Linked DNA regions of Homo sapiens: region 2 is linked to region 1. A link is a loop called in an ENCODE intact Hi-C map of the cell type or tissue named here. Cell type or tissue: tibial artery. All regions are shown on one strand. Links, peaks and the distances in the headings refer to the core of each region. The heading gives the core; the rest is flanking DNA.

The links. Peaks named below come from ENCODE experiments on the same cell type or tissue, not always from the same donor. Only the 100,000 strongest peaks of a DNase experiment are listed, where the experiment ranks them.
Region 2: a loop joins it to region 1, with 4 times the contacts of the local background. A loop is called at or near these places in 1 of 110 quality-filtered maps.

Annotation. Positions count from the first base shown.
Region 1 is chr9:113,420,169-113,427,774 of GRCh38, forward strand. C9orf43 (chromosome 9 open reading frame 43) reads left to right here. Exons shown (of 14, transcript NM_001278629.2): 5 at 935-1,035; 6 at 2,381-2,417; 7 at 3,158-3,330; 8 at 3,998-4,148; 9 at 4,851-4,908; 10 at 5,176-5,252; 11 at 5,475-5,562. Among named protein-coding and RNA genes, the nearest start is that of C9orf43, 13 kb to the left of the region's middle. In tibial artery, for the core only: no CTCF peak of the experiment used is centred there; no DNase peak of the experiment used is centred there; H3K27me3 peaks cover 409 bases.
Region 2 is chr9:113,791,430-113,799,727 of GRCh38, forward strand. No RefSeq gene overlaps it. Among named protein-coding and RNA genes, the nearest start is that of ZNF618, 81 kb to the right of the region's middle. RefSeq lists silencers at 739-949, 7,632-7,846 and an enhancer at 2,820-3,708. In tibial artery, for the core only: no CTCF peak of the experiment used is centred there; a DNase peak (open chromatin) is centred at 4,022.

The DNA of each region.
Region 1 (7,606 bases), core at 2,537-6,536:
TTGTAGCCTCAAACTCCTGGGTTCAAACCATCCTCCTGTCTCAGACCCCTGAGTAACTGAGACTACAGGCACACACCACCACACTTGGCTAATTAAAAACTTTTTGTAGAAACAGGGTCTCACTATGTTGCCCAGGCTGGTCTCAAACTCCCAGCCTCAAGCAATCCTCCTACCTCTGTCTACCAAAGTGCATGAGTTGTCATGCCTGGCCGAGATTAAATTATTTTAAGTTAATTATTTGAAGAGATAATGTATGAACATGATTTTTAAATTCAAAAAGCATTAAAGGATTTATAATAAAAAGGAATCTCTCCTATTACCTCCAAGTCCATCAGTTTGTCTTCACAGGGACAACCTTATTTTGAATAGTTTTTTCGTGTGTGTATCTTACCAGGAATATGGACTAGGTGATTTATAAGATTTCCTTGAGCACTATGTTCTAGGATCCTAAATAGCTAAATGTGAGAAGAGTTAGCCTTTGACTTTTATATAAATGCCTATAATTGTAGTCAGACTGTAAAAGAAAACACCTTGCTTCTGTTTCTATCAGTTCTCTTCCTGCTCCCAAACTGCAGATTGTAATGTCTGTGGGATCTAAGTCTTTGGAGTGGAGTGGGCAGGATAAGTAATGTTCCTGTAGGTAAGCCCCAGGGCACCCTCATATGGGATTGGATTGGGAGTTGCTAAATGCTACCCTAATGGCACAGGGAAGCAGGGGAGATTATCTGCTTATTAATACTCACTCTTGCAGATACCTATACTGATATTTGATGGAGTAGTCTGTTTTTTTTGGGAGAATATTATGAAGATATCTTGAAGATGGGAAACTTAAAATCATCTTCTGTGCCACCAGACTCTTTGCTTAGCATATCCTTAATCTGATATAGGAGCTTAGCACCTCAAGCCATACATAGGCTTTATATCTTTCTCTTAGTTTCCAGTGTTGAATTTGAATGAGACGCAACTTCCCTGCCCTGAAGATGTTAGAAATATGGTTGTATTGTGGATCCCAGAAGAAACAGAGATACATGTGAGGTGAGTATCATATCTGGAACTCAGAGGACTTTGACTCTATAAATCCCTGATGTCTTCTGCAGCGTCCTTTTTGTGATCTCCCATTTAGCCAGCTCATTGCAAGTAGCAGGAGGCCAAGCAGAGAAGGTCGTGGTCTGTTGCATCTGCCTTTTGCTACACTGGAATTTTAATGTAATGCATTTTGAGATTCATGCTGTGGGACTTCTCCATATCAAATTTTACACGGCAGTAAATAGCATACAAGATAGGGCTCAACTTACTTATAAGGCTTGACTAAGAAATAAATGCTCTCTCTTAGTTTTTCTTATTAGCCACTTGCAACAAGTGAAAAAGTTCTCAGTGAAGCATGTGAATCTCTGTTCTCAACCCCAGGGCCTAGTACAGTGTACAAAAGCAATAGCATATAGGACTTGTGTACAAAAGAGTGTGACAAAGACCATTTGGTGAAGGCCCAAAGGCTTGCTAATATTGACAACCATGGGGAAAGTGTTTGGTTCTTCTTTCCTGATCCTTGAGGCTTTCAGGTTCTTAAGTGACATTTAGAGATGATGAAACTTAAGAATTTCTTTTTATTTCTTTTGTTTTTCTTTTTAAAAAATAATCCTGTGAGTGCTTCTCTCTATATATATGCATTTGTGTGTGTGTATATATGGTATAAACAAATGAAAAACAACCCTAAGGGTTTATTTCCTTTCGTGTGAAAGAAGCTCAGAAGTAGGCAGGCTAGGTCATGTGAGCTCCATGAGATAATTAGAAACCAGGGCTCCTTCTAGCTTTTTGGGCCGTCATCCTTAGCCCATGGATTCCAACTTCTAAGGAGTTTCATGGCTGCTTTTAAGGTATAAGTTGGCTACTAGAGATCCAGCTATCATATCCACGTCCCAGGCAAGGAGGAAGAGGTCAGAGCAAAAAATACTTCTTACCAAACATCTCTGTGTCAAGCAGTGAGGATTTAGTGAACCAAATAGATTTGGTCCCTGTCCTGTTGGAGCCTTGTCAGGGGGAGTCAGCCATTACAGACATAACCACACCTACATATATCATTTCTAATTTGGATTCATGCTATGAAAGTAGGTAACCGGATTGCCTGAGAGAATAATGGGAAACCTAATTTAGATATGAGGATGGGGGGTCTTTTTAGCAGAAGGTACTTGGGCAGCAGTTACTGCTGGGTTCCCAACCAGCTATCTTTGAGTACTGATCAAAGATAGGAATCTTTGTGGTCATCATTCACAAATATCCTTGGAGCTTCTGTTTAAGATATCTGGGAATAAGTTGTGCTTACTCTTATTTCAAGTCCAGCTGAGAAGCATGTTTTGTTTTGTTTTGTTTTGTTTTTCTCCAGCCAGCATGGGAAGAAGAAAAGAAAGAACTCGGCAGTGGTGAGTTTGATGTTTTTGTGCAAACCTTTATAATATTGCTATGTAGAGTTTATTTTGTTTTCCTTTCAGGTCTCCTCCACCTTACCCCCGTTCTTTCCTGAAATGATCCAAATCTGCTAAAGAAAACCCTTCTTTAGGAATAATTAACCAAACCATTCTCTATTCAGAGACTCCTTTTTTCTGTCTCCTTCCTATAGGGAGATGAAGAGCACCTTGAGATAATAGGAGGAACTGTTGCGTGTTCAGGGGGGGAGTTTTTGGTCAATTAAAAACGAATCCCCAACGTGATCATATAGAATTTCAATGGACTAGGGGTTATAAGACCTGGGCTTCTAACTCTAATTGTACCATTTATGAGTAAATGTGACCTTGGATAAGTCACTGTAAGACTGCTATGTCCATGAGAGTAGTGTCTTGGTTCATTTTGTTCATTGCTGAATCCCCATCCCTAGCCCTGTGCCTGACACATAATTAGACAATAAATTTTTGTTCAGTTTGTTGAGTGAGTAAACGAATGACCTTTCTGGAAAATGAAACAAAACAACGAATCCCTGTATGATCTGAATACAACAACAGAGTTGGGAGCTTGAGAGGGAAACATGTGGCGGCCCTCATCGTTCAGAGGAGGCAACCATGGCTGGAGTACATGCCAGGGTAGTGTTGAGAGGCTAGAATGTTGATGGAAAGGACTAGGCTAAAAAGAATGCTTTGGAGAATTCTTTCCATTGTTTCTCTTCCAGAAAAGCAAGTCATTTCTGGGTCTCTCTGGAAATCAGTCCGCAGGAACACGAGTAGGAACACCAGGGATGATCGTGCCTCCCCCAACCCCAGTGCAATTGTCTGAACAATTCAGTTCAGATTTCCTACCTCTCTGGGCTCAATCCGAAGCGTTACCTCAGGATCTACTGAAGGAGTAAGTATCATGTAGGTCTGTGGGAGAGCCAGAGCACCTGCTTTTTACTGAAGCTGGGATGGGTCTAAACAGTGTGCTTTTTCTGAGTAGGACTGGGAGAAAACTATCACCCCGATTTGTTTACTGAACTCTTGGACTTACCAACAGGCAGGGATGACCATCATAACCACCACCATTTGTCACACTTACCATTTGCCTGGCCCTGTGCTAGGCATATCACATGTACTTTCATTTAAATTTGCACTAGGAGGTAGGCACTATCACTGTCTTCTTTTTATAGGTGAATTATGAATAAGTGGTAGGCAGAATATGTGGTCTGCAGTGAGATGACCTTTGAATTTTACATTGAAACTTAACTGGCTATATGAATTTTGGTAATGTATTTAGCCTCTTAAAGCTTCATTTTCCTCATTTGCAAAGTGGGAGTAATATCTGTTCTCAGGTGTTGTAAAAGCACATGAGCCTGACATAGAATCAGCACTGAGTATATGCAGCTATGATGATCGTAGTTGCATCAGAAAAGTGTTACCAAATGAACACTTGTTGGTACAGGCCTTTTCAGACCCAAAGTGGAAATTTCTTGGAGCCCTTTACATCTCTTTCTCCTCAGCCATGCTTTCCGGGAAGAGCTGTTGCTGACTGTCTGGCTGTCCTCTGTCCCCTTCAGACTTTTGCCAGGTGGAAAGCAAACCATGCTCTGTCCAGAGATGAAGATAAAATTGGCCATGATGAAAAAGAATCTTCCCTTGGAAAAGAACCGACCTGACAGTGTGATTTCTTCTAAGATGTTTCTATCTATACACCGCCTCACCCTGGAAGTAAGAGCTAGGAAACAGCAGGGAAGAAGCCTATGTGAAAATTCAAACCCATCTCTCCTCAAATCTGGAAGAGTTGACATTCTATTCCTTATCTCCCTTCTGCCTTTCCACTCTGAACCCATGCCCCAGAGAAGGCTGGGCTCTATGTATGTAAAAGCCAGTCGATGGGGAAGTGTTGAGAGAGCAATGTTCTCTATTTCTTTCTTTTTTTTTTTTTTTTCTTTTTTGAGAGACTGGGTCTCACTCTGTCACCCAGGGTGTAGTGCAGTGGTTGATCATGGCTCACTGCAGCCTTGACCTGCTGGGATGAAGTCATCCTCCTACCTCAGCCTCCAGAGTAGCTGGGACTACAGGTGTGCGCCACCATGGCTGGCTAATTTTTAATTTTTTGTAGAGACAGGGTCTCACTATGTTGCCTAGGCTGGTTTCGAACTCCTGAGCTCAGGTGATCTGCCCACCTCAGCCTCCCAAAGTGCTGGGATTACAGGCATGAGCCACCATGCCTGGCCATGTTCTCTATTTCTTCTGCACTTTGTTCCCCACACCTTTTCCCTTCCTCCGTAGCCCCTGGTACAATGCTGCAAAACACTGGGTTCTTAAAATGTGCTTGTTGACTGGATGAATAAACGCATTTGGGGGATACATTTGGAGAAAGGGAAAGACCTGCAGTAGAGCTTTTCTTTTTCTTTTTTCTTTCTCCAGAGACCAGCACTGCGATATCCTGAACGTTTGAAGAAATTACATAACCTGAAGACAGAAGGTAGATTTGCTGTTGCTGCTGGATCTCTAAGCACCATTTTCTGTTAGCCCACATTTCTCATACTTTAACGTGGTCCAATTCAGTTATATTTGTGGCCACAGTCATACAGGGTCACATGTAGAACTCAGGAAACAATAGTTTCAGGAAGCAGCCCCTCTGGCTTGGTCCTTACCAGGGAGTCACCATTGTGAAGGAAGGCACAGCAGGCATTCCAGTGGGAGAGAGGGGGCTGTTAGAAGAGGATCAAGCTGGCTCTCTGGTCACCAGGTTACAGGAAACAGCAGCAGCGGCAGCAGCAGCAGCAGCAGCAACAGAAGAAGGTGAAAACACCTATTAAGAAACAGGTAGAGTGGCAGTGAGGGGCTTGCTGGGACTGGGAGAGGTCTACAGCCTGGAATGGGAAGGGATGTATGAAAGGTGGGGGTCTCCTTGTTTTCTATCTGGTTATAGATAAAAAGTTCTTGTCTGGTTGTAGATGTTAAATTCCTTCTTTTTGATATTCCTTTTGAAAAAAGTTTTCTTTACTTCCAAAAATCCTAATTTGTTCCTCCTGATGTGGGTTTCAGGAGGCTAAAAAGAAAGCCAAGAGTGATCCAGGGATCCAGAGCACTTCACATAAACATCCAGTTACCACCGTTCATGACCGTCTCTATGGTAAGGGGAATATATGCTTGGTTGGGGGTGATAGGATCCCTGAGGGGTAGGTATCTGAGGGCAGGAAAAGCTAAACATGCTCTTGTCATTTTGAGACCTGCCTTTGTCAGGCACTCAGAGTTTCTTGGAATGCTTCAGTCTGTCTGGTCTCTCATGCACCATCCTTCCCTCATAAATTTGCTAAACAAACAAGCTGAGCCAGATGTCTGCTTCACATGAGGGCTTGAAAGATGACCATGAACATGAATCCCAGTCATCTTTTCCTCAGGTTCTACCTTAGAAAAGGCAGAGCACTTTGAGGATCAGGAGAGGAACAAGCCCAGGTTACTGAAGAGAAAACCCTGAGGGCCCATTTTCCAATGAGGCAGGGAGAGCTGGGGCCCCTCACTAGAACCCCAAAAGAGTTCTAAGGAAGCAGAGCTCTGGGGCCCCCTAACCTTCCTGCCACAAGGTAGAGAGTCTCTGGAGCCTCACGTTAAAATCAACACATTGTCTAGCCCCATCCAGGAGTCAGGGAGCCAACTCTTGTCAGGCAGTTCTTTTGCTCCAGTGCTCATGCTGGACACAAGAATGGACATCTCCCCTTTTTGGAGTCGTTATTATGTCTGAGCTCAGGCATATACTTACCCCTATCCCTCCAAAATTTTTCAACTTGAGTGGAGAATGGGAGGAGGGAGAAAGAATCCCCCCAAACTTTGGAGGATCGTTGTGCCCGTCTCAGACTGGACATTGCTGACTTTAATATGAAAACAACTGTTTAATCATCAGAAAGAGCTCTCCAATCCTGGGGCACTGGGAGGGCTGAGATGAGGTTTCCTGAGAAGGATGTTGCCCTCTTGCTTTCCTTCCCATCTCACTTAGTTGTCTGATGCCAATGATCTGCTCTAACCTGAAGGTTGGAAGGTTCCTGCCCTTCTTATGGGAGGTGGACAGAATCAGGGCTTGGCCCCGGGCAGGAGGTGATGTATCCAAGGTTAACACTCCATCTAGGGTGACCACTACCACTCCCCTGAATTCCGTTCTGGTGCCTTTTGTACCCCTTCCCAATGCCTCCAATAGGAGCAATTTTGCTTGGGTGACTGGGGTGCCTCTGTGAGTCATGTTCATAGAGCAGTGGCCTGTCCTCACTGAGTTGAGAAAGGCTTTATGGAAGAGATGATTTTTGCATTGAATCTTGAGTATGTGTGGGAGTTTTCCTGATATGGGAAAGAACTCTTGAGAGGGAATAGCCTGTGCAAAGGCATCTAGGAGGATCACAGCTGCTCAGGAAACACTGAGCAGTTGAGTGTGGTTGTGGGGTTGGGTATTTAAGGGAGAGTGGTCTATCACACCAAAGAGGTAGGCAGGGGCTTGTATGGACTGCTAAGTCTTTTGACCTTTATCATCCAGGCCAGTGGTGCTCCGCCTTGACTGTACACTAAGACCAATTGTGAAGCTTTTATTTATTTATTTATTTGAGACGGAGTTTCGCTCTTGTTGCCCAGGCTGGAGTGCCATGGTGTGATCTCGGCTCACCACAACCTCTGCCTTCTGGGTCCAGGTTCAAGCAATTCTCCTGCCTTAGCCTCCCCGGTAGCTGGGATTATAGGCATGCACCACCACGCCTGGCTAAGATTTTGTATTTTTAGTAGAAACGGGGTTTCTCCATGTTGGTCAGGCTGGTCTCGAACTCCCAACCTCAGGTGATCTGCCCGCCTCGGCCTCCCAAAATGTTGGGATTACAGGCGTGAGCCACTGCGCCCAGCCAAGAAGCTTTTAAAACTCTAATACTCAGACTGTGTCCCAGCTATTAAGTCAGAATTTCTGATGGTAGGAACTAGGCCTCAGTGTTTTTTGTTTGTTTGTTTTTTAAAGCTCTTCATTTCTCCCAGTGTACAGCTAAGGTGAGAACCAGTGCTGGTAGGGAGTCCATGGAAATGCTATAATTTAGCATAATACCTCTGGTGGCAGCTTGGAAGATGTTTGTTTAGGGAAAGGGAGATTGAGAAAAGAATGAATGAATCTACCTAGGGACTAGTTGGGGAAGCAGCTGATGCAAAAGAAA
Region 2 (8,298 bases), core at 1,851-5,850, 370 kb after region 1:
AACCTCCTAAAAACTCAGGAGCTTAAAAACAATGATGTATTATCCCTTCCCCATCTACTGGTCAGCTGGGGCTTAATCTGGGCTGAGCTTTGCTGGGTGCCCCTTCTTCTTGCTGCAGGTCTGTGACTCAGCAGACAGCTCTGCTCCACGTGTCTCTCAGTCTTCTTGGACCAGCAGGTTGGCTGGGGCACAGTCCTTTCATGGATCTGGTAGAGGCTTAAGAGTGTAAGCAAGGCTGGGCACCGTGGCTCGCCTGAAATCCCAGCACTTTGGGAGGCTGTGGTGGGCAGATCACTGGAGGTTAGGAGTTCAAGACTGGCCCGGCCAACACGGTGAAACCCCGTCTCTACTAAAAATACAAAAACTAGCCAGGTGTGGTGGTGCACCCCTGTAATCCCAGCTACTTGGGAGGCTGAGGCAGGAGAATCACTTGAACCTGGGCGGCAGAGGTTGCAGTGAGCCGAGATCATGCCACTGCACTTCAGCCTGGGCAATGGAGCGAGACTCTGTCTCAAAAAAAAAAAAAAAGTATAAGCAGAAACATGCAAAAAAGGCCTGGGCTTGGGTCTGTCACTTCTGTCCACATGCCATTTGCCAAGTCACATGGCCAAGCCCAAGTCATATGGCAAGTGTGTGTATGCAGGGAGGGTTAAGAATTGGGAGACAAGGGCATTCAATTTACCGCAGTGGAATAAAACAGCAATGAAGTCATTTTCTTGTTTGAAAAAATCAGTATTTGATGGAGAAGGAGCTAGCAGCTGGGAAGATATGACTTAAAGTTTTAATGTATTACTCTGTAAAATGCAGATAATCACAAATAGCTCACAGGGCTGTTGTGAGGTTTAAATGAAATAATCCATCTAATTTACCCAGCACCAACCATGCCTGACAAGTCACAGGCACTCAATGACCACCCATCCCTAAGGCGACCGACTTGTGCCAGTTTACCCAGGACTGTCCATCCTGGGAACCCCCTCAGTCCCAGGCAAACCAAGACAGTTGGTCACCCTAACTATCCTCATCACTAAAATAATACGTGTGAGCTAATCTTTATTTGCCAGGCATACTGCCACGTATGTGGGGAAGATTCTCTCATTTACCCCTTACAACCACCGTACTCAGCAAGGGGCCACAATTTTGATGCTACTGCCTACAGAACTCAGGGAGCACCAGAGAACATGGAGGTCAAAGATAGAGTTTTTCATGGATTCTTCCCTCAAGGGGCTGACAATCTAGGAAGAAAGAAACAGATGAATAGTAACAAGCATCACACAAGGGAGAAAGTGATTCTGGCAGATCCATCTTCCTCAAGGATAGTAAGGTGGGGATTTTAAAAAATTAACATTCACGTTCCTTTATAACTACTTTTTTTTTTTTTGAGACAGGGTCTCACTCTGTCACCCAAGCTGGAGTGCAGTGGCATGATCGTGGCTCATTGCAGCCTCAACCTCCTGGGCTCAAGTGATCTGCCCACTTCAGCCTCCCAAGTAGCTGGGAGCACAGACGTGCACCACCACGGGCCCAGCCTGTAGCTACTTGCCTTGATAGCCAAGGTTGAGTTTGGCTGTGGAAATTTAGGGAAAATTATATCTGACAATGATTTCCTTGACAAAATGAATTTGACTTAGTTCTCCCATTGGGGAGTCTTGTTCTAAATCTATTTGTTTACAAATTGGAAATCCTTTAAGTCACCCGAGGGCTGGTGGAGGCTGTTCAGCCCCTTTACTCCCGGCAGCCCTGGGGATGAAGAAGAATCTGTTCTCGGGGTGCTCTGGGTGATGTCAGCATTCCCCCACTTGCTAAGAAAGGTATACGAAATCAAACTTATCAGTTCCACTCGTCACCTCTCTCCTCGCGGCTGGGCCCTTCACTTTTACGTTTTCATTGTTTTAAAAAGTCATAGACAAAGCATTATATTACCAGGAACACAACACACGCATGCAGCGTTACCCGGTGAAGCCAATTTTATACTCAGCCCTGATGTCTTCTGGAAGGGCCAAGCCCACAAAGGGCATTGAGGCACCTTGGGTGGACTGTGGTTTCTGAGAAGATCCAAAGGTGGACTTGGGCATTTAATGCCTCATGACCTTCAGCTGCGGAAACCAGAGGGCTCATCTGGCCAGGTTTCCACTCACCTTCCCTTCATTTCAGTTCGATAGTGAGTGTTCACTTTCTGGTCTTACTGGCCAAACTCAGGCTCCTTCTCAGAGCCTGCGAGTTCATTTGTCATTCACCCAGGTTTCATGGAGGGCTCTTGGGACCAGGAGGCCTACACTCAGCTGCACAGATAAACAGGTCAGTGTTGGAGACACGCAGCCCGACACGTGTATAAACAGCGAGGCAATGTCAGCCTTGAGAGGTCCAAAGAGCGGGCTGCAAAATGTGTGATGAGGGCAGGAAGGAAGGGGGCAGGGACTCAAGGGAGGCTTCTCAGAGGCGGCAGTATTGGGGCTGAGCCCAGCACATCTGCAGTCCCTCCTCCGTGAAAAGAAAATTAGGTTTTCAATCCCTGGCCTGCTTCTTATGGTCGGGGGCTTTAAGCAAGTCGTCTAAGCTTTCTGGACTCAGTTTCTACATCTGCAGAATGGAGAATGATGATTGTACCTAACTCGTGAAGGCGTCATGAGAATTAAATAAGACAACGTGTATCATGCACTCAGAACACGCAGTCGTTTATTTAACAAGTACTTACTAAGCACTGATTTGATGCCAGGCAGTGTTCTGGGCAACGCAGAACACAGAGGCAGACCCAGGCCCCACAGTGACTTCACAGGACCCGGAACATGGGTATGGGACGATTAAACGGGAGTTGTCATCATTATCATCGCACCTGCCTTAACCCAATGGGTCAAAACAGGGCCCAGAAGCAACACCACCCAGGTGGCCCCAGATCCCCAAACTCCCTCTGCCCTCAACTAGGAGGCACTGAATTAAAACTTTAACCAACACGTGCATAACAATAGCGAGGCAATATCAGCCTTGAGAGGTCTCATCTTCAAAACAAGAATGAGGGAATTAAGCTTTCTGAAAGCAGGAAGTTAGCCCAGCTTTTAGATGCAAAAAACAAATGTCAGGCTCCAGTTTGGAGAGAAGTCTTGGGACTGGAGGACCCTATCGTTCACCCCAGTTTCCACCTTCACGGTAAATATGTCGCCACCAACCTTGTAATGTTGGTAGTGATGGCCACTGGCAGCTGAATGTTCACAGCGTGCCAGGTGCTTACCTGGTCTGGCTTTAGCCCTCTACAACCTGTGAAATGCCCCCAGGGAGGTACTTTATATCAAGGCTCTCAAACGTTGGCAGGCATCAGACTCACCAGGAGGGTTTGGGAAACACCCCTAAGGTGTTTCAGTAGATCTGAGGTGGGGTCTGAGGTGGGGTCTGAGAATCTGCATTTGCAACAAGTTCCCAGGCAATACTGATGTTGCTGGTTCAGGGACCACTGGCTTAGAACTTTAACCCCATTTTACAGGTGAGGAAACTGAGGCTCCGCGAGGTAAAGTGACTAGTGCATTCACACAGCTAGAAAGGAGCAGGGCCTGTGGTGTGATCGACTGACCTGGTTTGCTTGGGACGGAGGGATTTCTGGGGACATGGGACTTTCAGTGCTAAAACCAGGACAGTCCCAGATAAACCAGGGCAGTTGGTCACCCTATTTTCAACCCAGGCCTGAGTGACTCCATTGCCGTGTCTAGAGGCACTTCAGAGTTTACAAAGGGCCTTTACATCCATTAATACTGTTGCTATTATTATTAATAGCCACTATTTATTAAAAGTGAATTATATATTCTAAGTGCTTTACATCCAAGATCACTCTGAATTCTCATAACACCCCTAAGAACTAGGAGTTATGTTTTCCATGTTGCAGTGGTAAACTGGGGCATAGAACAGGGTGATTTTTCCAGGTCACATGGCTACTAAGTGGCAGAGATGAGATTGAATGCTAGGCTCTGCCTTGTCTCTGCACGGGGCCTCCCAGTAGAAAGGTGAGCCTGAGGGACTGGGTGTGGAATGCAGTGTGGTGGTTCCCAGCCTTGGTTCTAGAACCAGAGTGTTCAAATCCCAGCTCTGATGCTTGCTGGTGGTACAATCATGGGTAAGTCACTCCAGGGGTTCAGTGTCCCCTACTTTAAAATGGAGATCATAATAACAGTGGCCTTGTTATTGTTGGAGTGAATGTGTACTATGGGCCAGAGTATCGTTGAAGGGTTAAGTGGGTTAATGCCAGAGGGAGTGCACAGAACAGGGCGTAGCACTGAAGGCTCAGTAAGTGTCTCCAGTCTGCCAGCCCACCCTGCAGACTTGGGACTTCCCAGCCTCCACAATTGATTAAAATCTCTCTTTCTCTCTGTCTCTGTCTATATGTGCTGTATCTTTATCTATCTGTCTATCTATTTACCTATCTATCTATCTATTTTTCTATCTATCTAGTCTGTCTATCATCTATCATCTATCTAATCTATCATCTATCCACCTATCTAGTCTGTCTGTCTAATCTATCCTCTATGTATTTATCATCTATCTAGTCTGTCTGTCTAATCTATCTATCTATCTAGTCGTCTGTCTAATCTAACATCTACCTATCTAGTCTGTCTAATCTATCGTCTATCTACCTAGTCATCTGTCTAATCTATCATCAATCTATCATCTATCTAGTCTGTTATCTGTTATTGTCTGTTATAGATTATTATCATAATCTATCATCAATCTATCATCTAATTTATCATCTATCCACCTATCTAGTCTGTCTAATCTATCATCTCTCTATTTATCATCTATCTATCTAGTCTGTCTGTCTAATTTATCTGTTATCTATCTAGTCATCTGTCTAATCTACCATCAATCTATCATCTATCTAATCTATCATTTATCTAGTCTGTCTGTCTATCTATCTATCTATCTGTCTATCTATCTATCTATCTATCTATCTTTCATCTCTCTCTCTCTCTCTCTCTCTCTCCTGTTGGTTCAGTTTCTCTAGAGAGCCCTGACTGATATACCCACCACCTCTCAGCAGCTCCCAGTCCTTATCTGAAAGATGAGGATGACTGCAGGATAGACCCCTATCCTGGTTTCTTCCAAAAACCTGTGGATGTATGTGAAACTCGGGCCAGAATTAGAAAGCCAAAGTCAGTCTGGGACATCCTTGGATTTCAGGAGCTCCATGAACTGTCTGAAATTTTATGTAACACTCTCATTTATTCATTCAAGAAATCATTATTGCTTGTCTCCTTGGGACCAGGCATTGTGCCAGATGCTGGGGATGCAGAGGGGAATGATTCAGAATGGGATGGTCAAGAAACAAGACAATCAGCAAGTGGCAACCAACAAATAGACAGTGACCCCTCGTGCCAAGCGTAGGTGGGAAGAGGACGAGAGCCGACAGGAAGGCCCTCAGCTCTAGACAGACTTCTGAGCTGGGGCCTGACAAAGGAGGGGGCACCAGCCAGCCCAGGAGGGAATGGGGTGGTGTGGAGGGAACAGCAGGATGTGCAAGGGCACTGCGTCAGGAAGGAGTTCAGAGAGACAGAGAAAAGACAGTCCAGGGTGGTGGGAAGGGAAGTGTGAGGCAGGGAGGAGACCGGAGAGCTAGGCTGGACTTGATCACAGGACTTGGGATTTTATCCCCAGGCCAATGGGAGCCATTGAAGGGTTTTGAGCAGGGGTGACGTGGTCCATTTGAGAGTTGCTCTTTGACTCCAGTGTGCCTGGATGTCCCTGGTGGGGGAGCGGGGTCCATGGAGAATGGTTCCTGGGTGCCTGCCTTCCTTTCAGCCAACTCTCCCAGGTATTCTGGGGTGGGAGAGACAGGTATCCCCTAGTGGACGAAGGAGGTGCCGCTGGAGAGTGATCAGGTAGGTTGAGAGTTTTGGGGAAACTGGGGCCCCCAGTTCCTCCCCTGCTTCCCACCGCATCCCATTGTCGTTTGACCGGGCTCAGGAATTCAATTGTGGCATCAGGTGAGGTATAGTGAATGATTGTAATGAAAGGTTTGTCAATGTTTCCACTGGAAAGGCAATTTTCCCACGTCGTCTGTTTTGTATTTTTTTCCCCCTCTTTCTTTCCTGGGTATAAAGGAGCCTGGTCAGGACTACTGATTGTGCATGCGAGACAGGTCTTGAGGTCGTTATGCAAGTGTTAATGTTCAGTTACAATATACAGTAATGAATTGGGACTTTCGGAGTAATAGCAGTCTGTGCTATTGGCAACAATGAGTGTATTCATCTTAATTTTTAACATCTATTGCCTTGGAGAAGCTTTTATAATTAAATGTTTGGTTGCACCAGCAAATAAGAGGAAGGAAGTTTCCTTCCATGGAAAGGAAAAGCCTTCCTATATTCATCCAGCAACAATTCTGGCCCTGAAAACACAGGCAGTTACTATTGCTTTACCCACAGATGTAGTGAGAGTCAGATTTCAGTCCATTACAAAGAGGAACAGAGGCGTTTTAGGATGATTACAATAATCTGGCGATAGACCAAACTCCTTTTTGAGGTAGTGAGTTCCCCATTGCTGGTGGTATTCAAGTGTAGCCTATGAACTGATAAGCTGTAGAGGGGATTCTTGCATTAGAGAAGCGTTTTGTTTTTGTTTTGTTTTGTTTTGTTTTTTGAGTCAGAATCTTGCTCTGTTGCCCAGGCTGGAGTACAGTGGCACGATCTCGGCTGACTGCAATCTCTGCCTTCTGGGTTCAAGCGATTCTCATTCCTGATATATCTTCCCAAGTAGCTGAGACCACAGGCATGCACCACCACGTCTGGCTAAGTTTTTGTCTTTTAGTAGAGATGGGGTTTTGTTATGTTGATTAGGCTGGTCTTGAACTCCTGGCCTCAAGTGATCCGCCTGCCTCTGCCTCTCAAAGTGTGGGAATTACAGGTGCGAGCCATGACGCTCAGCCTCGAGAAGGGTTTCTTATTGTCAGGGTGTGGGGTTTTGTGGATGAGACCCACAGAAACATCTTTTAGCATGAGCTGCAAGGAAGGTTCTATGGGGAATTTTTCACCAATTTACAGGACTTTAGTGGCACCTGCCTGGTGACAATAATGTGCTCCTCTTAGGTGACTCATTCATTCTGTTCTTTTCCAGTTGTTAATTCCTGCAGGCCTGGCAATATGATGTTTTCTGAGTCATTGTATATATTTCAGGGTAATAAAGCTAAATCTTCTTTAACCTAATTCTAAACTTCAGGCTTGTTGCTCTTCTGATCAGCCTTCTCAAGCTCCGTGAGGTTTGGCAGCAATTTTCCTGTGTTTCAAAGAAGAGCCTCCAGAGAGAGCGCAAAGGGGCATGGACCAGAGAGTTAAGAAGGACTCAGTGCAGGATGTTCCCTCTTCATTTACTGCACAGGGACCTCACCTCTGGAGTGGCATCTCCACCTCCTTCTATATGTCAGCAGCCAACTTCGAGCCAATGTTGTATTGTTTTAGAACTACTGCAGGGATTTCTGGAATTCTTCATGCAAACTTCAGGACTATCAGTCACTCCCTGGCTGCATGAATGAACTGCGGAAAAAAGTGGGTTTCAGTTTTTAGAAAAGCCCCAAGCTAGGCCAGGCATGGTGGCTCACGTCTGTAATCCCAGCACTTTGGGAGGCAGAGGCAGAGGATCACTTGAGCCCAGGAGTTCAAGACCAGCCTGGGCAACACAGGGAGACCCCATCTCTATTTTTTTTAAGTTATCTAGACATAATGGCCTGCACCTATAATCCCAGCTACTCAGGAGGCTGAGGTAGGAAGATGGCTTGAGCTGGGGAGGTCAAGGCTGCAGTGAGCTGTGATTGTCCCACCGAACTCGAGCTTGGGTGACACAGCGAGATCCTGTCTCATTTGAAAAAGAAAAAAGAAAAGCAAAGCCCCATGCTGACCTTTGTGCAAGGGGTCACAGTGCCATTCTAGGCTTAGAGGGCCTTCATCCAACATATGCCCACAGAGGGCCACAGCTGGGAGAGCCCAAGCTGGTGAACAAGGAAGATGCAGGCCCTGTCCTTGTGGTGAGTCTATTTGCTTCCCTGTCTTTCTCCTGCTAGACTGTGGCTTCTCTCTTCCACTCTTCATGCCCTATGCTGCCCAGCTCAGTGCCTGGCACTCAGAAGCATCAGTGAAATGTTTGTGAAATGAATGAATGAATGAATGACAACCACTCCCCTTTGCCTCCTGAAATCAGCGAAAACAGAGCCTTCAATCCCTTTCTTCTCCTCTCCCTCCCTCGTTTAAGAGCATCTAGCTGGGCGCGGTGGCTCACGCCTGTAATCCCAGCACTTTGGGAGGCCGAGGTGGGTGGATCACGAGGTCAGGAGTT